Linked DNA regions of Homo sapiens: region 2 is linked to region 1. Evidence: read pairs that join two places in POLR2A ChIA-PET (ENCODE). Cell type or tissue: PC-9. All regions are shown on one strand. Links, peaks and the distances in the headings refer to the core of each region. The heading gives the core; the rest is flanking DNA. Region 1 overlaps LIPC (lipase C, hepatic type). Region 2 overlaps MINDY2 (MINDY lysine 48 deubiquitinase 2).

Region 1 (12,008 bases), core at 1,863-9,862:
ATGGGGAAAAATAAGCTTTTCCAGTATGAAGGGCAAAAAGCACTGAGCCAAACCTGAAGCCATAGCTAAGGACAGGGCACATCTCCCCTGATGCAGCCCAGAGGCCCCTGGAGGGAGGTGCTGGGGGGTGAATAGAGACTAGGGGTGTCACTCCCTCCTAGGAGGACTGCAGGAGCACATGGGTAGCCAATGCTAAGGCCTCCTGCCCCCATGGGCCTAAGTAGCCCTGTCCACACTGGGGATCTGCCCGCTACCTCATAGCCTCAGGTAGATGTCTGGTCTCTCTTTGCAAATGTCCCCCGCAACCCATCACATTCATAAAGGCAACAAATTGGGGAAAACGAGAGGTCCTCTGTCTTTTTAGGGCTTCACCACTGCTGTTTTCCCAACTAAAGAAATATGTACATATGTTTAAGTATACTTTACCATGCGTAGAATGGGAAAAACAGAAGTTATTCTAGAGAACATCTCGCTCAACTCGTTTATTTTACTAATAAGAAAATAGAAACTATGGAGGTCAAGTGGCATACCCAGGGAAACAGAGCTAAGTGAGAACTAGGCTCCAGCAGAGATGATGCCCAGGGCCGGGCACCTCCTTTGTCAGCATGCAGGTATCATCAGACAAGGCCAAAACAGCACTGGGCGATGTGGGCTGAGCAGCCCTTGGCTTCGAAAACATGATTTTTTTATTATTTTTTGAGACGGAGTTTCACTCTTGTTGCCCAGAATGGAGTGCAAAGGTGCGATCTTGGCTCACCACAACCTCCACCTCCCGGGTTCAAGCATTTCTCCTGTCTCAGCCTCCTGAGTAGCTGGGATTACAGGCAGGCACCACCACGCCTGGCTAATTTTTGTATTTTTAGCAGAGACAGGGTTTCTCCACTTTGGTCATGCTGGTCTCAAACTCCCGACCTCAGGTGATCTGCCCGCTTCAGCCTCCCAAAGTGCTGGGATTACAGGCGTGAGCCACCGCGCCCGGCAGACATGACGTATTCTAAGCACTCCTCAAATTTACCTGTGGACAGCAAGAAGGCCTACAAGGCACCCCGTTTACGATATGCCACTTGGCTCCTTCAGGGCAGAGCTGCAGCAGCAGTCCTTGTTTCTCTGTGCCCCACATCCCCTCAGCATGTAAGACCACTTCTGCCCCACCCATTGCTGAATGGGACCTTCAGATGCTATCTTCTCCATAAAGCTTTCTATGACTCAGGCCGCATCATTTTGTGGTCAACTACTTTCACTATTATTGTGTTTATTCTCCCTAAACCAGCCAAGCAATCCCATTTGGTAATCGAAAGAGCAAGTAGCACTGGCTTGGTCATTTCCTTCACATAAACCTGACTGAACTGGATATATGGTAAGGATTTCCATCTTGTACATAAACACTTGTCCACCTCCGTGATTCACACAATTCCTTTTCCACTCTATCCCGGGCCCATGTCTCCATCCTGCCCCTGATGCTGGCTCTGCAGGCATTTTCTACATGGCTGTCTGTGTACATGCCGTGTGGTTAGTCTTAAATCAAGGGCTCCTAGAGTGCATAGGACATACCAGTTTATACTTTTTCTCATCAGGAATATGTGTAGCTGGAGGATTAAGAAATACATTTTCATGAGCTAGACAATAACAAAAATTAAATGGCAAAAGTCCTTGCTGTCCTTAGTAGCTAGGGAGCTTTAAAAATAAATACATAAGCACCTGTTTCCGTTTTTTTACTCCTACAGAAGCAGGGAAATTGCTGGAGAAAAAAAAAAAATGTAAGTCCATATATTCTGTACTGTGTCCCTTGGAAGAATAAAATTTTAAATGAGGTCATCAGGAAGTGCTTCCTAAATGTGAAGTTCACAGACTGAACTTTGAAGTTTAGCAATGGACTTCCCCTGAGCAAGGTCGGCTTATGCTATTGTTAGACCAGCAGCTGAGCCTCCCCCACCACGTCCTTCTACCTCTTGCAATTAAAGCACAGCCCAGGCAGGTTTTTCTTAAACAGGATTTTTCTTTATGTTGGTGCATATGCTGCTGTTATAATAGCAGGGACATTGTCCTCATTCCCAGCTCTTTCCTCCAAGTCAAAACATTTAGAATGACACCACCCAAAGAATAAGTCTTACTTGAGGCTTTGCAACCTCTAACCCTTCCCACCTCTAACCTTTTCCCATCTTTATCCCCGTTATCTTGGGTGCTTTCAGTTTTCAGAGACCAGCTTTCCAACAGGGCTAAATAACACTCTATGGTTTCTTTCCCCATCAGAAACCAAAGAACTCCCTGTTTCTCAGCCCTTGCCAGCAGAATCTGGTCACCCCTCTGCCCCTCAAAATTACACATCTTATACAACTAGCTCCTGTCCCTGCACCATTCCTGTCCCTTGTCCTTGATCCTGGTTTCCCAGTGGAACAGGAAAAAGGTTTTACAGAGGGTTTTTTGCCACCATCTCTTTGTTCCTCAGGAGATGATTAAGTTGTGCGTTAAGTGGGGAAAAAGTACATTAGGTCAACCCCAAAATCTGCCATCGATAACATCAGAGTATGTCCATGGCTTTATTAGTTTTCTAGTGAATATTTAAGAGAAAAAGGTGCTAGGTCATAGAACATTGAGAAGGCTATACATCTCCCCTTGGCTATAGGTGCAATACATTCCAAGAGGGAGAGATGGTAGTCATGCCTCCTATTTTTTTAGGTGAGGTATGTATTTTGTAGTTCTGCTGGGACAAAAACAGCTTTCAGTCATTGAAAACCAAAGGCCCAGTGGACATCAGGAGGAGATGGCCTCCCTCACTGCAAGACGACCTCTGGGTCAAAGCCTAGTGAAACTTTGGCTTTTCCCAGCAAGCAGGAAGTGACATAGACAGTGTCTTTTTAGAGACCTCACTTTGGAGAATGCTCAGTGAGGGGCAAACATTTGCTGGTGACATTGTAGTTCTGTCCTTTGCTAAGCTTGAGTGAAAATCTTTTGGAGAATCGACTTTTTTCTTTCTTTTTTTTTTTTGATGTCCCTTAGAGAGCTCACAATAAATAAATAAATCAAAACAAAGCTAAAAGTTCATAAAAAAGTCTCAGGCATGGTCCAGATTTTCAGGAAACCAGCAGTTTCTGGAGGAAGTCCCACCCGCTCCTGAAAACAGAAAAAATAAACGAGAGAGAGTCCACCAGCAAACAGGTGTTTAGTCTTCTCTGGAGTCATATTAAGCAATTTTTACATTTATGGAAAAGCAAACACTCCCCCCACATAGGGTGTGGCCCACACTGGGATTGAAAATCAGCCTCGTGCTCTGCACCGTGTTCTGGTGGCTTCTGCAGCTGTCACAGGAAGGAATCCACACCCGTCCCCAAGGACGCCTGCACGGGAACAGATGCCCGCTCCCTTACCCCTTGGGGGAAGGACAGAGGTATCTGAGGGATTCAGCCCTGGGCACTCCTCTCAGCTTCCTCCTTCACAGGCGGGGCCCTGGGAGGCCCTGAGTGGGGCCACTGCGTTGCTATGAGATCAGAACGGTAGCCAGTTGGTGGGTGCAGCAGGCTCACACCTAGCAAGAACCTACCTCTCCCTTTTTCCTAAGAAGGGAAAACAACTCTCAAGGCTCACCCTGGAGGCCCAAAGGGAAGGCTGTATGGGTCCCGTACTGCAGCTTCCAAGCCCACGGTGGTTACGTCTGAGCACCCTGTAGGGCTCTGCTCTGAAAGTCTTTTCAGCTCCCAATGAGCATTGTTCAAGCCGATGAACATCCCCAAAACCCTTCCACTCTCAGGGCCTCGGCCCCACCCACCACCTGGCATCTGTCTTTAAGGATGTTTATAACAGAGTTCTGAAATAAAGTTTTGGCTTTTTCCTGGAGTTCTAACTCTGCAGGAGAAGCAGTGAGGTAGGACTTTGAGGAATTCAGGAAGTGGAGAACAGCTCATGGTGAGAGGAAAGGCTGGGGCCGACTTGGGATGTGGATGTGCAAAAGGAAAGGTGAAGGCTGGATGGGAGGCAGGGTGGGCACAGTTAAGGTGGGCCCTGGGCCAGGATGGCCTCCCAACCAGAGAGTAGCCTTCAACATCTCAGCCTCGTACTGCGTGCCAGACACTCTACCAAGCCCTCCACTTAGGTAATAATCACGTCTTCCACCCTCACTCTCACCCTGTAAGGGAGCTCTTAGAATAACGCTGCTCTCCACGGCTGGGAAACCCAGGCTCTGATGGGTGACATCACTTGTTCAAGGTCACTCAGCCAGTAAGGGCCAGGCTGGGCTGCAAACTCAATGGCCCACTGCAGAGCTCACACAGGTCCATTTCCTACTCGCCATGATGTTTTCCAGGGAGAGTTTAGAGAAGCTCTGGAGCTGGGAAAAGAGGGCAGCTGTTAGAGAACAGCCAGCGAGAATGGGAAGTCAGGAGACCCAGAGCTCAGGAACAGACTTCCTTGGCAGGTGGCGTAGTCCCATGGCCTCTTTAGCTCTCAGTTTTCTCATCTGCAAGAGGACAATGGGCCAGATTGGTGCTTCTCTGAGAGAAAGTACCAGTGGTTTTGACCAAGGGACTGACCCGAACATGGCATGTAAGAGGGGTTTGTTTGGGGTTGGTCCACAGGATGGTTACAGAGGAAGGAAGAAAGCCACCAAGGCCAATTTGAAGATGTGCAGAAACCCAGAAGTGAGGTGAGGACGGCAGTTCTCAAGTGCAGAGCTTGAAGTGGTCACTGCTGGGAGGGAGACGTCATAACAAGACCCAGGAAACACTTCAAAGGAAAAACTAACAGCATTTAAAGATTGGCTGCAATAGTAACAATAAAAAAAGCTAACATTTACTGAAGGCTATACCAGTTATCCCACCAAGTGCTCAACTACCAATCCTCACAGCAGCCAGCTGCAGGAATTATCATTGCTCCCACTTTATAGATAAGGAAACTGAAGTTTATAGAGGCAGAGAAACTTGCCCAAAGTCACAAAGCTGGCAACTCCCAGAGCCAGGATTTGAACACAGTCTCAGTACAGAGCCTATGGTTTCTTTGTTTTTGAGACAAAGTCTCACTCTGTCACCAAGGCTGGAGTGCAGTGGCTCGATCTTGGCTCACTGCAACAATTGCTTGGCTCCCTGGTTCAAGCGATTCTCCTGCCTCAGCCTCCCGATTAGCTGGGATTACTGGTGTGCACCACCATGCCAGGCTAATTTTTGATTTTTTTTTTTTTTTAGTAGATATGGAGTTTCACCACATTGGCCAGGCTGGTCTCGAACTCCTGACCTCAAGTGATCTGCCTGCCTTGGCCTCCCAGAATGCTGGGATTACAGGGGTGAGCCACTGGGCCCCGCCACCTATGTTCTTAATCCCCGTGCAACTCTGCCTCCTATCTATGTGCCGAAGAAAGGAACAACACTCCCCTCCAGACCTCTGCCTTTCACACCCATTGGCCTTGGATGCCCTTGTCTCCCCCCGGTTCCGATTCCCTTCAAATTCCAGCTCCTTTAAACTTTCACACCTTACTCTGTCCACCCCTCCACACCTGCCTCGTGCTGTCCCCCCGCCCCCACATCCCACTCCACCCCCACAGTTCAAACCTGCTCATGGAAGTCCTGGAATGTGTTTTCTCCCTCATCCTCAGTCCCACCCATCACACAGCCTGCACTGGATCATCCAAGTTACATGCCAAATGTCTGTACCCCTCTGTGTCCAAGTGAGGCCCACCTTCCTCTTTGCTTCTGTCATCTATTTTCCTGTTTCTTGCATGCATTGCACTGTGTTCATTATGTCTATTGTTGACTGCTTGTTCATATTTCCACCTTCCCTATAGGATCGTGAGTGCTTTGAAGGCAGAGAGAGGCTGGGCCTTAGTACAGTCTGTTTGCAGCACATGGCATATAGTGGATGCTGGAGAAATGTTGATGACTGAATTGACATGATTGATTGATTGGATCAAATGAATGAACACAAGAATAAATGAACATCGGGATCCAGGAAAGGGGTCCTTCTGGCACCAACCCTATTCTGTCCCCCTAAACAGTATTACATTTAGTGTTTATGATAAAGGCTTTCAGCACCTTTTTGAAGAGTTGGTACCACTGGTCCACTTTCTGCCCTGCCCTTAATCCATCCAATTGGTTTAGATACTCACACATACATTCTTTCTTTCTCTCTCCTTCCCTTACTGGACCCCAGACCAAAGCCAAAGAAATAAATGTCCCCTCTCCTGCTCTGTTTCCACTTAGATAAATTAATCCTCAGCATGAGAGGAACCAAAGCCAGCACCTTAGAAGTCAGGCTCCTGTCAGCTCGGTTTGCTCACCTGCACACAGCCCTTGACTTCCTCCTCCTGTGTGGGAGGAGCACAGCCCTGACTCAGAGGCCACTCCAGGCAATCCTCTCCTCCCAGGCAATCCTATAAGGAACCCACTGGCTGAGCTCTGGCCTCTCGGCAGAGGGGGCAGGCCTGAAGAACCCTTTCCAAGACCAGCTGAGCTCTGCTGGTCCGCTGGGCCCTGCCTGCAGAGTTATTGGCGGAGTTATTCTTGGTGCTCATTAGCACTGCACAGGCTGTGGATTATTCCTTTATTGCTAAGTGGCCCCCAGAACACTGCAGACTCATCCCTCCTTTTGAAGTCCTTGTAAAAGACTCCAAGAAGTCGATTCCAATCTCTTCTCTCCCAGCGTGGACTGCCCCTGGAGCAGCACTGGGGGTGTGTGGCTGTTAGAGTGGCAGCCAAGGGCCAGCTCCCCAGTGAAAGGTGATATTGTGCTTCTACCGCACACCTGCACGTTGGGATGGTGTTTGCCTTCCGGCCTGACTGCTCTGTTCTCATCTTCCATGGACATGGAGGTGGGAGGGGAACTTATGTGTCATTCACTCCAGGGTCCTGATGGCCACTTGCGTAGAGCAAAGAATGTTGGTAGGGCCTGCAGTCTAGGTTCTAGCTTCAGTGAGCTCTGGGGCCTCGGGAAAAGGGCTTGATCCCTCAGAACATCTGCAGGAGTCTGTGACCCAGACCACACCAAGCTTTCAGAAACTGCTCTGCTCTTTTACTCTCCCACTCCTCTCCACCCTCTCAAGCTGTGCTATATCCACAATGCACCAGCCCAGGCTGACTCAACTTCCCGCCCACTGCTCCCCTTTAAGCTACAGCACCCACCATTTTGCCCCAAACTCGTCTATCCTACCTGAGCTCCTGCAGCCAGACTGGGTCACCCATGCCCCTCCTCTAACCAGGAAAGAAAGGAAAGAATCCATCAGGTCTTTTCTGTGTCCTGAGATTGCGCAGGTATTCACCCGCTCCACTCCCATCTCCTTGACCTCTTTCTTGCCCTGTTTCTCGGCGACCTAGGCATTGGGTCCTGGTCAGTTTTCCACTTTTCCATCACTCCCTTAGGACCCCTCAACCTCTCTGCTCATCAAAAAAGTCCAATAAAGGCATTCATCTCTTTGAATACTTAATTTTACAGTACCTCTTGCATAACTTTCAAGTTTGAGGTCAATACAAATAAAATCATTTAAAATGTCTGATATTAAACACTTCTGACCCGAAAAGCAAAAAGCCTTTTAACAGATAGTTACATTGATACAAGAGTCCACAATGACAGGTTTCAAAGATGAAAGTAATGGATCAGTAAATAGAACAGTAGAGAAAACACAGATGAAAGGCAAATAACCCCACCTGAAAAATCCAAAGCTTTCATTTTTTTTGAAAAAAAAATTGTCAAAAGCACTGTATTATTTTTTAAAATCATGATAAAAGGAGCATGCACCTGTCACCCTCCCAACCCCCTCTATACTTGCCCCTTTCTATCTTTAAGTGCTGTGGTCTTTGTGGTGACTTTATTGGCTCAAGTTTCCTAGGCTGGTACTCTCAGAGCCTGGTTTCCTAGGAGCAGTACTCATAACGCAGGTGCGATGGACACCTGTAGGTGGGTAGTGCCGCCTGTGTGAACCAACTCGGCTCCAAAGAGCCTAACTCCCTATCTGCATGGTTAATCCAATCAAAGCCCAACCTGCTTTCCCACACAACAGAGTTCAACAGAGCTTTTCATTAAAGCAACACATCATAGCAAATACTTAACTAGTACAAATAAAGCATTTTATTTAAAGCAAGGTTTAAAGACATATAAACATTAAGCATCAGAGCTCCATTCTTTAGTTGCTATTCATCACAGCTTATGCCAGTCCTTGAATTCTGTCTAACTTGGGTAGTAGCCAATTTTCTAACTCACCTTCAACTTCTTGGGATGAGTCCTTCCCGGGCTCCTTGTTTTTCTAGAAATTTCAGTGGCTTGACCACACATCAAAACACACAGGGTGGCCAGGCATGGTGGCTCACACCTGTAATCCCAGCACTTTGGGAAGCCAAGGCGGGCAGATCATCTGAGGTCAGGGGTTCAAAACTAGCTTGGGCAACATGGTGAAACTCGGTCTGTACTAAAAATACAAAAGTTAGCTGGGTGTGGTGGTGTGCACCTGTAGTCCCAGCTACTCAGGAGACTGAGGCAGAAAAATCGCTTGAACCTGGGAGGTGGAGGTTGCAGTGAGCCAAGACTGTGCCACTGTACTCCAGCCTGGGCAACAGAGTGAGACTCTGTCTCAAAAATGGGGAGCGAGGGGGGAGCCCACCACACAACAAAACATATAGGGCTTCTCATCTAAAGTCCGAATAAAAGAATAATACTATGGCTGGTTTGCACTGGAGGAAAGAAAAGCCCTATCACTGCTACCTTACTTTTCTGATGTTTTGGGTTCCTATGTCTTATCCCCTCAGGAACCAGGGGAAAAAGAAGATTCTGTGTCAAGTGCACCCTACATCTGTCCATGTCACCCCCCTTCTTCCAATCAGAACAACTCATTTCCCCCACTTGACTGCTCCCCTAATCTTTGCACCTTGGAGCAGGATGTGTTTATTGATTGATGGATATTTACTTATAATTGGTACCTCTTATGAAAGCCAACAGTTTTTACATCTGGCTTTTAACACAGACTGTGCTCTTCAATAGTCTTAGTGTAGACTGAAGGTTTTTCAAATTCACATTTTTAGAAAAGAGTTCCATTAAATTCCACATGAACAACAGAAAAAAATTTAAATGGGACATTACAGTGATCAATTATAGATTGTAGGACATGACTGACATGTAGGGCTGGGCTGGGAGGAAGAGACAAAGACCAAATGCTCAACCAAGGGCAGAGGTGAGGTGTAGATTACGGGTCAGAACCGTAACATAACGGATGGAGTCCCAAGTGAATCCAGGAAGTTGGAGGAAGCAGGTAAGTACTTGGGTTAGGCATTCACAGGCCTAGGAAGTCAGCTGGGGCAGGAAGGCTCAGACAAGGCAAGGGGACCAGGAAGCTTGGACCCGTCCTGGGAAGATAGAGTCCAAGAGGGCAGTCATCACCGGTCCCACACTAAAAGCATCAAAGCTCTCTAATCTTCTGTCTTCTCTACTCTCTCTGGTGTGTTGTCAAGGAAGGAATAGGTACGTGGGAAACTAGGGAGACAATCATAGCCCTCGATGTCTACCGTTTCTAATTAATACAGGGCAGAGGAATTAGATCTTTTGGTAGAGATCTAAAATTCCTCTGAAGTTCTATCAAGCCCCATCTCCTGATGATTCAGTGCTAGTTCTAAAATAGGAAAACTTACTTCCAAAACCAACAGATGTTTGGGCTGTCATCATTATGCCTGTACTAAACTCACTTGTGATTTCACTGTGAAGTCCTGTCTGTGTAATTTATTAGGAATCATTTATGTAAGATTATGTAGAAAATGTTACTAGTCGTGAGATATCTATCCATCTCAATGATTTGACTTTTACAGCAATGCGATGGGACGTGCTGAGGGACCATTTGGTCAACTTTCCACCTAATGGTGGTGTGATTAGAACTCCTAGCGGGTGACTCATAGAGAGTGATTAGAAGTAAAAAGGTTCTGGAAATTCCCCCACACTCTTTAAGGCAGCCTTTGTCAGGTGTCTTAGTTTCGTGAAAGGTAGACTGATGTTTTCCATCTGGTATACAAAACATTTTCTAAGTAGTTATAGAACCTTGAACAAGCCACTTAGCTCTCTGGGCCTGAGTTTTCTCATCTTATAAAATTAAATCCATCAATAGATCACATGATCTCTATGGCTTCTTTATTCTAAGGATGTATGGTAATTTTAAACACTTGGTTAGCCATCTTGACCAAACTAGCATCACAGGTAAGAAACAAGCTGCGAAGACCAAAATTCTTCTCTGGTTTATACACTCTGGGTCAGAGGCAACCACTTTCTATGTTGTTTGGGCTACTTTTCCCTAAACACATAATGGCTTTGTCTGCATCAAAGGTCATCTTCTATTTTCCTGCCCATTCATATGACCCCATAAGACCTTCCAGCATCTCAGTCAGCTGAGCATTTTACCTCCTGCAAAGCACATGGTTTCCTTCTTCTCTTTGCAGGTCATATGAAATGCTCACACAGTACTTACTGTAATCACTTCGTAAAGTTGATTTTCACATATCTTCATCCAGAAAATTATCCCAACTGTTATATATAACTTTATTCTAATTGAATAATTCCAGTTTTCAAGACACTTTTCAGACACCCATTGTCTTGTCTGAATCCTCATGACAACCTCATTTTTTTATAGATTATACAGCATTCCTACTTATATATAATAGTTATAACTTTTTATTCCTAATAAACTTTGGCATGACGTTTCATCAGATTCTGATAGTTTCTTTTGTTTTTCATTCATTGCATTCCCATCCAAATGTTTACTGACCCTGGGAAATAAATCCAGTAGACCAATGAAGCATGAATCCAACTCACAGAGGGTGGTTAGAACTAAAAGCTGAAATGGACTTCCGTGATCACCTGACCCACTCATCCCTGACCGTAGGCTCTTGTTCACAGCGGCCAAAACGTGCATGTCTCTCAGGGGCTTCCTGCTTGTGGAGCAGAACCTTTGCTTGCGGGCTCCTTGTGTCTGTGAGCTCCTCAGAACCGCTCTTGAGCTCACAGTGCCTGATTTGCACGTATTGGTTTCCGCTCCGTTGCTTATTCTGGTCCCCTCATAGAAGCAATGTTATCCTTTCTTCAAACCCGTCCTTTCCCAGAGAGCTTTGCAGCCACTTTTACCGGGTTTAATGAGTCAGCTGCAGAGTTTATGATCCGGTACTAGGCCTTCTGGGAAGCAGCTTTCCTGGGCTTACGTCAGGCTGTTAAAGACCCTCCTGGCCTTCCTGCCGACATTTGCTCGGCTACTTTTTCCTCCTAATTAATGCCTCTATCTTATCAGAGTGGCCCATTCTCAAATGCAGTAAATGAGTCCTTGATGTTCTATGTTTTATTTTGGAAACTTCCCACTCTGCTCATATCTGAATTGGTATTTGCTCACTGTTGCGCAGTGGTTTGCCTACCAGGTATCCCTTACATCAAATCCTGTCCGCCGCTTAGAAAAACCACAGCTAAAAGTTGTTTGGCAACTCTTGGTGTTCACAGGGTTTTCCCACTGAGGGTCAGGGACTGCACAGCGGTTGAGAGCTTGGACTCCGGGGTCAGCTGGAACTGCTTCTAACACAAGGACCGCTCTTAACAAAGAACTGAGGCTTCCTAAACTTCAGTTTCTGGGTCTGTAAAATAATAGGACCCACTTCCTATAAATGTTGAGAAGATTAATGGGAATGATGCATGTAAAATGCTCGGTACATGATAAAAGCCCAGTGATTACTCATTATCCCACTCAATGCTTGGGGAAAGGCAAAGCAGCTAATATTACCCCAGATTATAGATAAGAATACTGGGTTCAAAAGAGATCACTTGGCTTACCCTTGTCTATACTGCACCTGCATGAATCATGGACCTGAACCCAGGTCACGGCCACCTCCCAGACCCTTGCTCTCTCTGCTTCCCCAGCAGCGCCTCTCAGAGTGAACACCTATGTCCATGACAGTGATTCCCAAAGTGTTGTCCCCAAACCAGCAGCATCAGCATCACCTGGGAACTTGTTAGACATGTTAGGGTCTCACCCCAGACCTAATGAATCAGAAACTCTGAGAATGAGGGCCCACAATCTG
Region 2 (12,008 bases), core at 1,507-9,506, 330 kb after region 1:
TCCTATGTGTGCAGCTCTAAACAATATAGTTAAATTTTGCCTGTTTTTAAGCTTTGCATTACTTTTAATAGCAAAACCGCAATTAGTTTTGCACCAACCTAATAAATAGAATAATACAGTAAAGACTGGTTATAGGCTGGGTGCAGTGGCTCACACCTGTAATCCCAGCACTTTGGGAGGCCGAGGCAGGTGGATCAGAAGGTTAGGAGATTGAGACCATCCTGGCTAACAGGTAGAACCTCCTCTCTACTAAAAATACAAAACAATTAGCCAGGTGTGGTGGTGGGTGCCTGTAGTCCCAGCTACTCGGAAGGCTGAGGCAGGAGAATGGCCTGAACCGGAGAGGCGCAGCTTGCAGTGAGCCGAGATTGCGCCACTGCAGTCCACCCTGGGCAACAGAGCGAGAGTCCGTCTCAAAAAAAAAAAAAAAAAAGCCTGGCTATAAAGATTCTAATATATGTGAATGTTAATGTATAAGTATAGTAGATACATAATTAGACATAAGTATTTGTGTTTCTGACTGCAAGAAATACTTTAGTCACCTAAAACATTTAATTTTATAGAAATAATATTTTGTTTTTCAGGTGAAACTTCCACCGATGATGGAAATCATAACTGCTGAGCAGCTGATGGAATATTTAGGTTAGTGTTGAAAAGTGGATTTTATATCTCTTTCAAAACAAAAGTTTTCAAAGCTAGTTGATTACCCAGTCTCACCTTTCTGAAGTGCTATTATATAATCTATTTTAAAATTATAGTTTTGAATCTGCTAATTAAAAATTTTTATCAGTATGTTACTGTTCTTAGATGGTATAGTCTTCTTTCTGACCAGCATTAAAATTCTGTAATACCCATAAGGAATCTAGGTAACGTCTAGAAAACAAGATACATCTTAATCCCAATAAATTGTAGAATGGGAGATGGTACAGAATCGCTGACATTGCATGTAGAAAGTGTTCAAAAATATTGGGTAGACTTGAATTAAAGACAAAGGAGGTGATTTAGAGCAGTGCTACCGAAAGTGTGATTCATGGACCTATGCCAATCTACAAAATGTTAGTTATCAGGCTACAGTGAGGTAGAATCTTCTCCTAGGATGTAAAATATTTACATTAGTAAGCACACTGTTTATTTCAACTGAAATTTTTTTATAGGGAAATTTTCTTGTTGAAGGAAGTAATGTATTAAATTGCATTCTTCTCTAAGCTTCTTATTTCAAAACAGACCAGTAGTACAGTTTGTAGACTGGCTACATTGAGTTGAACTTGTTTAGAGAGCAAGCAGTTGTACATCACATTGTGGCCTTTTATAATCTGACAAATAAGAATTTATATATTTATACTATCACCAAATAGGAAATCTTAATCCATATTCTACAGTTTTTTCAGTAATTAAATTTTTATTTAGGCCAGGTGTGGTGGCTCACGCCTGTAATCCCAGCACTTTGGGAGGTCAAGGCAGGCAGATCACTTGAGGTCAATAATTTGAGACCTGCCTGGCCAACATGGTGAAACCCTGTGTGTCTACTAAAAATACAAAAATTAGCCAGGCGTGGTGTCATGCACCTATAGTCCCAACTATTCGGGAGGCTGAGGTGGGAGAATTGCTTGAACTCAAGAGGTGGAGGTTACAGTGAGCCAAGATCATGCCACTGCACTCCAGCCTGGGTGATGGAGTGAGACTCCGTCTCAAAAACAAAAACATATTTTATTTTTAAAAAATCTTGTCAACTGGGGCCGGGCACGGTGGCTCACGCCTGTAATCCCAGCACTTTGGGAGGCCGAGGCGGGCCGATCACAAGGTCAGGAGATCAAGAACATCCTGGCTAACACGGTGAAACTCCGTCTCGACTAAAAAATACAAAAAATTAGCTGGGCATGGTGGCAGACGCCTGATGTCCCAGCTACTCGGGAGGCTGAGGCAGGAGAATGGTGTGAACCCAGGAGGCATAGCTTGCAGTGAGCCGAGATTGCACCACTGCACTCCAGCCTGGGCAACAGAGCGAGACTCCGTCTCAAAAACAAAAGAATCTTATCAACTGGTTAATTTGTCTCTACCCTTCCAGGCAACTAGTTCACTCATTTTTTGTGAGATACAGACTTAGTGATATAACTGAGACAGGAAATTTTAGAAGATTTTTTTTTTTTTCTTTTGAGACAGAGTCTTACTCTATTGCCCAGGCTGGAGTGCAGTGGCGTGATCATGACTTGCTGCAATCTCGACCTCCCTAGGCTCAGGTGATCCTCCCACCTCAGCCTCCCGAGTAACTGGGACTGCACGCACATGCTACCACACCCAGCTAATTTTTGGGTTTTTGGTTTGTTTTTGTTTTTTTTGTTTTTTGAGACAGAGTTTCACTCTTGTTTCTCAGGCTGGAGTGCAATGGCGTGATCTCAGCTCACCGCAACCTCCACCTCCTGGGTTCAAGTGATTCTCCTGCCTCAGCCTCCCGAGTAGCTGGGATTACAGGCATGCACCACCACACGTGGCTAATTTTGTATTTTTAGTAGAGATGGGGTTTCTCCATGTTGGTCAGGCTTGTCTTGAACTCCTGACCTCAGGTGATCCGCCCACCTGAGCCTCCCAAAGTGCTGGGATTGCAGGCGTGAGCCACCGTGCCTGGTTAAGTTTTATTTTTGTAGAGATTGGGTTTCACTGTGTTTCCCAGGCTTGTCTTGAACTCCTGGGCTCAAGCGATCCTCCCACCTTGGCCTCCCAAAGTGCTGGGATTACAGGCATGAGCCACTGCACCCGGCAGGAAGACCCTTTTTAGAAAATATAATTCATATCATTTAATCCCCATTCACTGGCTAGGGACCTCATAGTTAAGGGTAGATTACTCTGAATACCTAGATGTCTGCAAATCGCCTTAAAAAGAAAATCCCTCTTTTAGGCTAGCTTAGTGATTCTTTTTATTTTTATTATTATTTTAAGTTTTTTTTTCCCCATGGGACTCTACTTGATAAATGATTCTTAAAGTTAGTGATTCCTAAGTTATATTTTATGGGGAAGGCTGAAATATGCTGGGTGATTTTGAGGAATAGCCAATATGACTGTCAAGGAGTACACAAAGGGGAGTTGTAGGAGATGAGATCAGAGAGTTGATGCAGTCAGGTCATATGGGGCCCTAAAGATGTAACAGCAATTTTGGTTTTTGCCATGAGTAAGCTGGGAAGCTGTTGGAGGATTTTGAACAGAGGACTGACATGATCTAACTTTGGATTTAATAAGAATTCTCTAGCATTTATGTTGACAATAGACCTTAGTGGGGGGTAAGACAAGTGGGAAAACTATTTAGGAAGTTATTACAACTAGCAAAAGATGGTGGCTTTAAACAAGGTAAAATAAGTGAAGTTTGTAAGAAGTGGTTAGATACTGGATACAGAGTTGACAGAATTTGCTGATCAGTTGGATATAGAGTGAAAGTGGAGTCAAGGACTATCTCATTTTTGGTTTGAACAAGTAGAAGGATGGAAATAGGAAAACTGAAGCAGGAAAAAATGGAGCAAGGCTTTTAGGGAGAAATTGCAGGATTTTTGTTTTTAGATGTTTATTTACATCAAAATGGAGCGATCAGGCTGGGTGTGGTGGCTCACGCCTGTAATCTCAGCAGTTTGGGAGGCCGAGGCAGGCAGATCATGAGGTCAGGAGATCGAGACCATACTGGCTAACACGGTGAAACCCCATCTCCACTAAAAAATACAAAAAATTAGCTGGGAGTGGTGGCGGGCACGTGTAGTCCCAACTACTCGGGAGGCTGAGGCAGGAGAATGGCTTGAACCCAGGCGGCGGAGGTTGCAGTGAGCCGAGATCACGCCACTGCACTCCAGCCTGGACAACAGAGTGAGACTCCTTCTCAAAAAAAAAAAAAGGGAGCCATCAGGAAAGCAATTTTATATATATATATATATATATATATATATATATATATATATCTTGAGTTCAGAGGAGAGGTCTGGATCAGCACTTTCAATTAAAATTTCTGTAATGATAGAAATGTTCTGTATCTGTGCTGTCCAGGTTAGTAGCCACTAGCCACATGCGGTCCTCAAGCTCTTAAAATGTAGCTCCTGTCTTGAGCCCAGGAGTTTGAGGCCAGCCTGGGCAACATGGTGAGACCCCCATCTCCACTTAAAAATTCAAAAATTAGCCAGGCGTGATGGTGTGCACCTGTAGTCCCAGCTACTTGGGACGCTCAGGTGGGAGGATTGCTTGGGCCTGGGATCCAGAGGCTGCAGTGAGCCAAGATCACAAGACTGCACTCTACCCTGGGCAACAGGGCAAGACCCTGTCTCAAAATATGTGTGTGTGTGTGTGTGTGTGTGTGTGTGTGTGTGTGTATGTGTGTGTGTGTAATGTGACCAAGGAACTGAATTTTTAATTTTATATAATATAAATTAAATTTAATAGCCACATATTGCTACTGGCTACTGTATTAGACAGTACAAGTCTAGCCTGTAAATATATATTTACAGACAACATATATAAACAGTAGTTAGATTGGGTGAGATCATTAAGGGAAGGAATGTAGTAGATAAAAGAAAAGGTCAGTAGACCGAGTCTGGGATATGCCAGTGATTAGAAGGTGGGGAAGGAGAAAGAGCCGGCACGGTCAGCCAGGTAGAAGAAAAATAGGAGGCTGTGATTTCCTAGAATCGTAATGAAGAAATGTTTCAAGGAAGAGTGAGAGATGAGCTGAATCAAATGCTGCTAATAGCTCAGGCAGGAGGAATACTAAAAATTGACTGTTGATTTAGCCATAAGGAGGTCATTGATAACCTTGATGAGTGTATGGAATGAAAACCTGACTGGAAACAAGAAAAAACTGGAAACCCTCACACCTAGCCAGTAGAAATGTAAAATAATACAGCCACTTTGGAAAGCAGTTTGGCAATTCTTTAAAAAGTTAAACAGAATTACCGTATGACCATGAAATATCATTCCTAGGTATTTACCCAAGAGAAGTGAAAACGTATGTCCATACAGCTTGTATAAAAATGTTCAGGCCACACGCGGTGGCTTACGCCTGTAATCCCAGCATTTTGGGAGGCCAAGGCAGGTGGATCACAATGTCAAGAGTTTGAGACCAGCCTGGCCAACATGGTAAAACCCCGTCTCTACTAAGAACATAAAAATTAGCCGGGCGTGGTGGCACATGCCTGTAATTCCAGCTACTCGGGAGGATGAGGCAGAAGAATCGCTTGAACCCGGGAGGCGGACGTTGCAGTGAGCCGAGATCATGCGATTGCACTCCAGCCTGGGCGACAGAGCAAGACTCTGTCTCAGGGGGAAAAAAAGAAAAATGTTCAAAGCAGTATTATTCATAGTAGTCAAAAAATGGAAACAACCGAAATGTCTTATCAACTGATGAGCAGATAAATATAGATTTGTACAGTGGAATATTATTCAGCCATAAAAAGGTATGAAGTACGAATACATGCTATAACATGGATGAACCCTGAAACTTTTAAGTGAAAGAGGCAAAGTACAAAAGACCATATAGTGTATGATTCCATCTATATGAAACATCCATTAGCCAGGCTGGTGGTGCGTGCCTATGGTCCCAGCTACTTGGGAGGCTGAGGTGGGAGGATCACTTGAACCCAGGAGTTTGAGACTGCAATGAGCTATGACCATACCACTGCATTCCAGCCTGGGTGAGAGAGCAAGAACCTTATCTCTAAAAAATGAAAGTTTAAAAAAACCAGAATAGGCACATTTATAGAGACAGAAAGTAGATTAGTGGTTGCTTAGGGCTGGGGAAGAGATGGGGTGAAATGGGGGTTGACTGCTAATGGGTACAGGGTTTCTTTTAGGGAAGACCAAAATGTTCTAAAATTAGATCATGGGACTGGCACAGTGGCTCACGCCGTAATCCCAGCACTTTGGGTGCTTGAGGTGGGTGGTTCACTGGAGCTCAGGAGTTCAAGACCAGCCTGGGCAACATGGCAAAACCCCGTCTCTACTAAAAATACAAAAAATTAGTCGGGTGTGGTGGCACATGCCTGTAGTCCCAGCTACTTGGGAAACTGAGGAGGAGAATCGCTTGAACCCAGCAGTCGGAGGTTGCAGTGAGTGGAGATAACACCACTGCACTCCAGCCTGGGCGACAGTGAGAAACTGTCTCAAAAAATAAGTAAATAAATAAATAAATTTAAAAAATAAAATTAGATTATGATGATAGTTTCATAATCCTGTGAATATACAACAAAAAATAATTGAATTGTACATTTTAAGTGAGTAGCTTGTATCGTATGTGGATTATACCTCAAAGCCATTTTATAAAAGAGAAAACTAGAGAAAGGGAACTGCAAAAAATACTTTATACAAATAGAAAAATTAGCCTTAGATAGTTCATCCATGGTAATAGGAGGAAAGACAGACTGTATTACAAATAGGTGCAGGTAGGTGGGTGGATGTGGTTGCAGCGCGTCTCTTGAGTGCTTCTATTTTCTCAATGAAATAGGAAACAAAGTCATCAGCTGGGAGTGAGGATGAGGGGAGGAGTTGTTGAAAGTAAGAGGGAAGGTATAAAATAATTGGTTAGAGAAATGGGAGATTGAATGGATTAGAGAGCTGTGGTATGATTTTTGGGTGTTACCTTTGAGGTTAGTGAAACCAGCCAGCATGGTGTTATGTTTTCTCAGTCACGTTCAGCTGCACGAGTCCAGGCCTGAATAATGGGAGGCCAGGATTTAACCAGAGCTGGACTTTTGCCTGATGAGCGTGTTGACGAAAGAATCTAGGGTATGTTGCTCTACATGTTGCCAGTGGTGGGGCCAGGGTTGTGCGGTGGGGGAGGAGGGGAGGAATCTAAGGTATGAAGGTGTGTATAGAGAGTGATTATAATTATGGGCCATAGAATTTAAGCTGCGTAAAGAGGAAATGATGTAAGTGTGTTGAAGGAAAATGTAATGAGATTAATGGATTGTAGGTCTTGATTCCTGATAGAGCTGAGGAATTTTTGGTAATAATGAAACTGTATTACCATGGGAAATGAGTTTCTGAGATAAAGTAGAATAAAAGTTTTTTTTGGGGTGTGTGTGTGTGTGTGTGTGTGTGTGTGTGTGTGTGTTTTAAGAATAAAATATTTTTGTTGGAGAAGAGGTCAAGGAACAGACAGGCAGGGTATTGGAAGAGACATCTCCATACATATTGAAATTACCAAAAATTATGGGATTTTTGTTGGAGAAAGTGAGCTAAGAATAAAGGGGATTGGCCTGAAGGTCAGGAGATAACTGCAACAAGGTGGGTAGATAATGGGTAGAATTATCTGAGTTTTAAAACTGAGGAGTTTAGGGAGGAAGTGGGGAGAGAATGACAGGAGCAAGTGGATACCTATTCCACTTTGAGGTTCACTGGTAAAAGAAGTATGAGAGAGAACAGAACTATCACTTAAGAGAACTGCATTGTCGTCAAGACAGAGCCAAATACTCAGATAATAAGGTGAAGGGAACATTCAGAGGAGTTGAATACCTAGGGAATTTGCTAATGGCAGACTATGAGTTACAGAGAACACTGAAATTCAAGATAAGAATTTAGAAGTCATCAGTATAAAAATGGTATTTAAATCTGTGGAAGTTGGGCCGGGCGCAGTGGCTCACGGCTGTAATCTCAGTACTTTGGGAGGCCGAGGTGGGCTGATCACGAGGTCAGGAGATCGAGACCACGGTGAAACCCCGTCTCTACTAAAAATACAAAAAAATTAGCCGGGCGTGGTGGCGGGCGCCTGTAGTCCCAGCTGCTCGGGAGGCGGAGGCAGGAGAATAGCGTGAACCTGGGAGGCGGAGCTTGCAGTGTACCGAGATCGCGCTACTGCACTCCAGCCTGGGCACCAGAGCGAGACTCGTCTCCAAAAAATAAATAAATAAATAAATAAATCTGTGGAAGTTGATAAGATAATAGAGAAAAGAAGAGGGGTCCAAGATTCTCCCTTGAAGTTTCCCAGCATGCAGAGATTAGGTGGAGCAGTGTTTCAACTTTCTTTTCGTTATTGCCATTCTGAGGGGCCTTTATAGACACTTTTGTCCTAATGGCTCACTTCAGGACATTTTAATACTGTAGATATATAGTATGTGTTATTTTGTTTTGTTTTGTTTTTTGAGACGGAGTCTTGCTCTGTTGCCCAGGCTGGAGTGCAGTGGCGCGATCTCAGCTCACTGCAAGCTCCACCTTCGGGTTCACGCCGTTCTCCTGCCTCAGCCTCCTGAGTAGCTGGGACTACAGGCGCCTGCCACCACGCCCAGCTAATTTTTTGTATTTTTAGTAGAGACAGGGTTTCACCGTGTTAGCCAGGATGGTCTCGATCTCCTGACCTCGTGATCCACCCGTCTCGGCCTCCCAAAGTGCCGGGATTACAGGCGTGAGCCACTGCGCCCAGCCTATCGTATGTGTTTTTTTGTACTGTGGCCCTTTGAAGGCTATAAACCATTATAGTGTCTAAGTTTTTTTTTTCTTTTTTTTGGCCACCCTCCCTCCTGCACCAAGAACCAGTTTTTGCCCCTTTTAAGTGCAACATTACCTCTGCTAAAATGCATGAAGTAGAGGACAGAGAAATAGTGAAGAAGTAGCTGGTAAGATAGGAGAAAGGCCAGTACAGAGTGGTAGAATGAAGTCAAGAGAGGGTGAAGATTGTTAGAAGAAAGGAGAAAGGGTATTGAATACTGGAGAATACTCTCTTTATGACTTGGCAGTGTGGTTATTGTGACCTTCATCAAACCGTGTCACTGCAGTGATGAGATGGAAATGGAGTGGTGAGTTGAAGAGTATCTGGGAGGCAAGGAAATGGAGCCTCAAGGGCAGAAAACTTTTGAGAAGTTTGGGTACAAATGGGTATGGGAAGTGGGTAAGGAGTAGGAAAAGGCTTAATGGAGAACATGTGACTTGTATCCGGCTTTGAAGCATAGTTAGAATCTATGCTGTTGTAAAGAATAGGAAAGGTTGTTTGAGGGTTAGTTGGAAACTATCTTAAGCTCAAGCTAGAGGTGGAAATATGTAAGGCATATTGAAGGAACAGTGTATGTGTCTAATTTGACTATAGTTGGTAAATCTGCATGTTGTATAGTTAGAGAAATAGAGATTGGATTAAGTAGATTGTGGCAAGACAGTCTTGTGAGCCAGGCAGGAAGTTTGAATTTACTGTAATAGGATGCTTAATCTATTTTAGTTTCCTAAATGGGATAATAACAAGTTAAATGTAGTTTCATTTTGTTTTGTTTTTTGAAACTGGGTCTCTCTCTGTTGCCCAAGCTGGAGTGCAGTGGCACGATCTTGCTCACTGCAACCTCTGCCTCCCAGGTTCAAGCAATTCTCTTGCCTCAGCCTCCTGAGTAGCTGGGATTATAGGCACCGCCACCATGCCCAGCTAATTTTTGTATTTTTCGTAGAGATGGGGTTTCCCCATGTTGGCCGGGCTGGTCTTGAATTCCTGACCTCAAGTGATCCACCTGCCTTGGCCTCCGGAAGTGCTGGGATTATAGGCATTAGCCACTGCACCTGGCCATTTATATATAACTATATATAATTTAAGTAATGAGTTACATGTATTTCTGACCCTGTTTCCTATCCAGCTCTTCCATATCCATCCACTCTCCACCCTACTTTCCTTGTTCTCAGATGGAATTGTGTAAGGCAGATTGAGTCAAATTGGACTCATTTACTATTCTTTCTTAGATCATTGCCATATATCACCTAAACCTGCACTGAAGAATATAGTAGCCACTAGGTACATGTGGTTATTGAGTCCTTGAAATGTGGCCAGTGTGAATTGAGATGTTCTGTAAATGTAAAATATACACTGGATTTCAAAGATTTGGTTAAAAAAGAATATCAGTAATTTAAAAATATTGATTGTTGAAATGTTCATGTACTAAGTTAAATAAAATATATTATTAAGATTAATTTTGCCAGGTGTGATGGCTCATGCCTTTTATCCCAGCACTTCGCGAGACTGAGGCAGGCAGATCACTTGAGCTCAGGAGTTCAAGACCAGGCTGGGCAACATGGCAAAACCCTATCTTTACAAAAAATTTAAAAAATTAGCCATGTGTGATGATGCTTACCAGTAGTCCCTGCTGCTCAGGAGGTTAAGGCAGCAGGATCACTTGAGCCTGGAAGTTCAAGGCTGCAGTGAGCCATGTTTGTGCCACTGTACTCCAGCCTGGGTGACAAAGTGAGACCCTATCTCAAACAAACAAACAAAAAAGATTAATTTTACCTGTTTATTTTGACCTTTATTAATGTGGCTGCTAGAAAATTTAAAATTACATTTGAGCTCAAATTCGTGGCTTGCATTATATTTCAACTGGACAGTGTTAAACTGTGCTGCCACTCCATAGCTCTTATCTTCATTCTGGCTCTACTTTCTGTGCTATAACAAGTTGATACCATTTACCTAACCTCTTCCCTGCTCGTTATCACTAGCACTCTACTTGACTTTGTCTGCATACCTTCTGAGACAAAATGAGCTCTTTTGCCATGAGTTCTGCAAATGAAGAGATACAGTTGTGGTGGCAGAGAACCGATGAGCAGAGCCATAAGTGCAGAAGTACTAATAGTACAAAGGATGAGATTGGTGCAAAAATAAAGCCATCACAAAATTGTAATGCCTCTGTTTTACAGAAGAGGAAACCAATGTTCAGAGGGGTTAATGTGCTGTCTCCATCTGGGCACCTTCTATGATTTAAAGTATGCTGAAAAGCTCATATGCTCAAAAATACATCCCTCTTACACCTCTACAATCCCAAAGTGTTTTTGATGTAATATTTGAAAGTTCCTCTACTTGTGTTTTTCTTTCTTTTCTTTTTTTCTTCCCGAGATGGAGTCTTGCTCTTTCGCCCAGGCTGGAGTATAATGGTGCGATCTTGGCTCATTGCAACCTCCGCTTCCAAAGCTCAAGCAATTCTCCTGCCTCAGCTACCCGAGCAGCTGGGATTACAGGCGCCCGCCACCATGCCCAGCTAATTTTTGTATTTTTTTTTTTTTTTAGTAGAGATGGGATTTGTCTATGTTGGCCAGGCTGATCTCGAACTCCTGACCTCGTGATCCACCCACCTTACACTCTCAAAGTGCTGGGACTACAGGCGTGAGCCACCACACCCAGACCTTTTCTTGCCTTTTTTAATGCAGTAAAAAAAAATTTTTTTTTTTTTTGAGACAGAGTTTCACTCTTGTCACCCAGCCTATAGTGCAATGGCACAATCTTGGCTCACTGCAACCTCTGCCTCCTGGGTTCAAGCGATTATCTCACCTCAGACTCCCAAGTAGCTGGGATTACAAGCGCCTGCCACCACACCCAGCTAATTTTTGTATTTTTAGTAGAGATGGGGTTTCATCATCTTGGCCAGGCTGGATTCAAACTCCTGACTTCAGGTGATCCGCCCGCCTTGGCCTCCCAAAGTGCTGGGATTACAGACGTCAGCCACCACGCCCAGCAATCCAGTAAATATTCACTGAGCATGTATTGTGAGCTAGTTATTTGGAGGTGTCAACATGTAGTTAGTGGGGCTGTGTAAGTATACTCTAACCACGAAAATGTCAGCATGGGATTTTTCTTGGAAAGAGTAATAAAAAGTTAACACATCTTGGTATGTTAAATTTATCTAACTCTTAGCTAGCAAAGCCCTGAGGAAGCAGAACATAGGACAGATAATTTTAATAAGGAAAAGGAAAAATTAGGAAATAGCTAGACCTGGTGTAGCTAAAGAGGTTTGGGAATCACTGGTGAGAGGACTTAGCTACTAGGGACATGTAAAAGTAATATTTTGATGGGAGGTGGGGGAGAAGTGAACAAGAATGATGTAGGCAAAGAAATTCTGAAGGCTCTGCCTCACCAAAAGTAAACTTTATTCAGGGCCAGTCGTGCCAGAACAAATGTTCAATTTTCTAAGCTATTTAGATGTTCTGTTGAGATTACTCCATTTCTCTGGAGAAAAAAGAGATGTTTTTGAGTTAAAAAGCAAACACGGCTGGGCGCGGTGGCTCACGCCTGTAATCCCAGCACTTTGGGA

Evidence for each region. Peaks named below come from ENCODE experiments on the same cell type or tissue, not always from the same donor. Only the 100,000 strongest peaks of a DNase experiment are listed, where the experiment ranks them.
Region 2: POLR2A ChIA-PET joins it to region 1 with 5 read pairs; 2 of 35 experiments call an interaction of 5 or more read pairs at or near these places.

Annotation. Positions count from the first base shown.
Region 1 is chr15:58,456,429-58,468,436 of GRCh38, forward strand. All of the region lies in intron 1 of LIPC (lipase C, hepatic type), which reads left to right. The region is part of intron 2 of LIPC-AS1 (LIPC antisense RNA 1); the gene reads right to left. Among named protein-coding and RNA genes, the nearest start is that of LIPC, 30 kb to the left of the region's middle. RefSeq lists silencers at 1,830-1,889, 7,716-7,805 and enhancers at 3,425-3,564, 3,595-3,654. In PC-9, for the core only: no CTCF peak of the experiment used is centred there; a DNase peak (open chromatin) is centred at 6,333; H3K27ac peaks cover 2,156 bases.
Region 2 is chr15:58,787,322-58,799,329 of GRCh38, forward strand. MINDY2 (MINDY lysine 48 deubiquitinase 2) reads left to right here. Exons shown (of 9, transcript NM_001040450.3): 2 at 585-642. Among named protein-coding and RNA genes, the nearest start is that of MINDY2, 22 kb to the left of the region's middle. In PC-9, for the core only: no CTCF peak of the experiment used is centred there; no DNase peak of the experiment used is centred there; H3K27ac peaks cover 623 bases.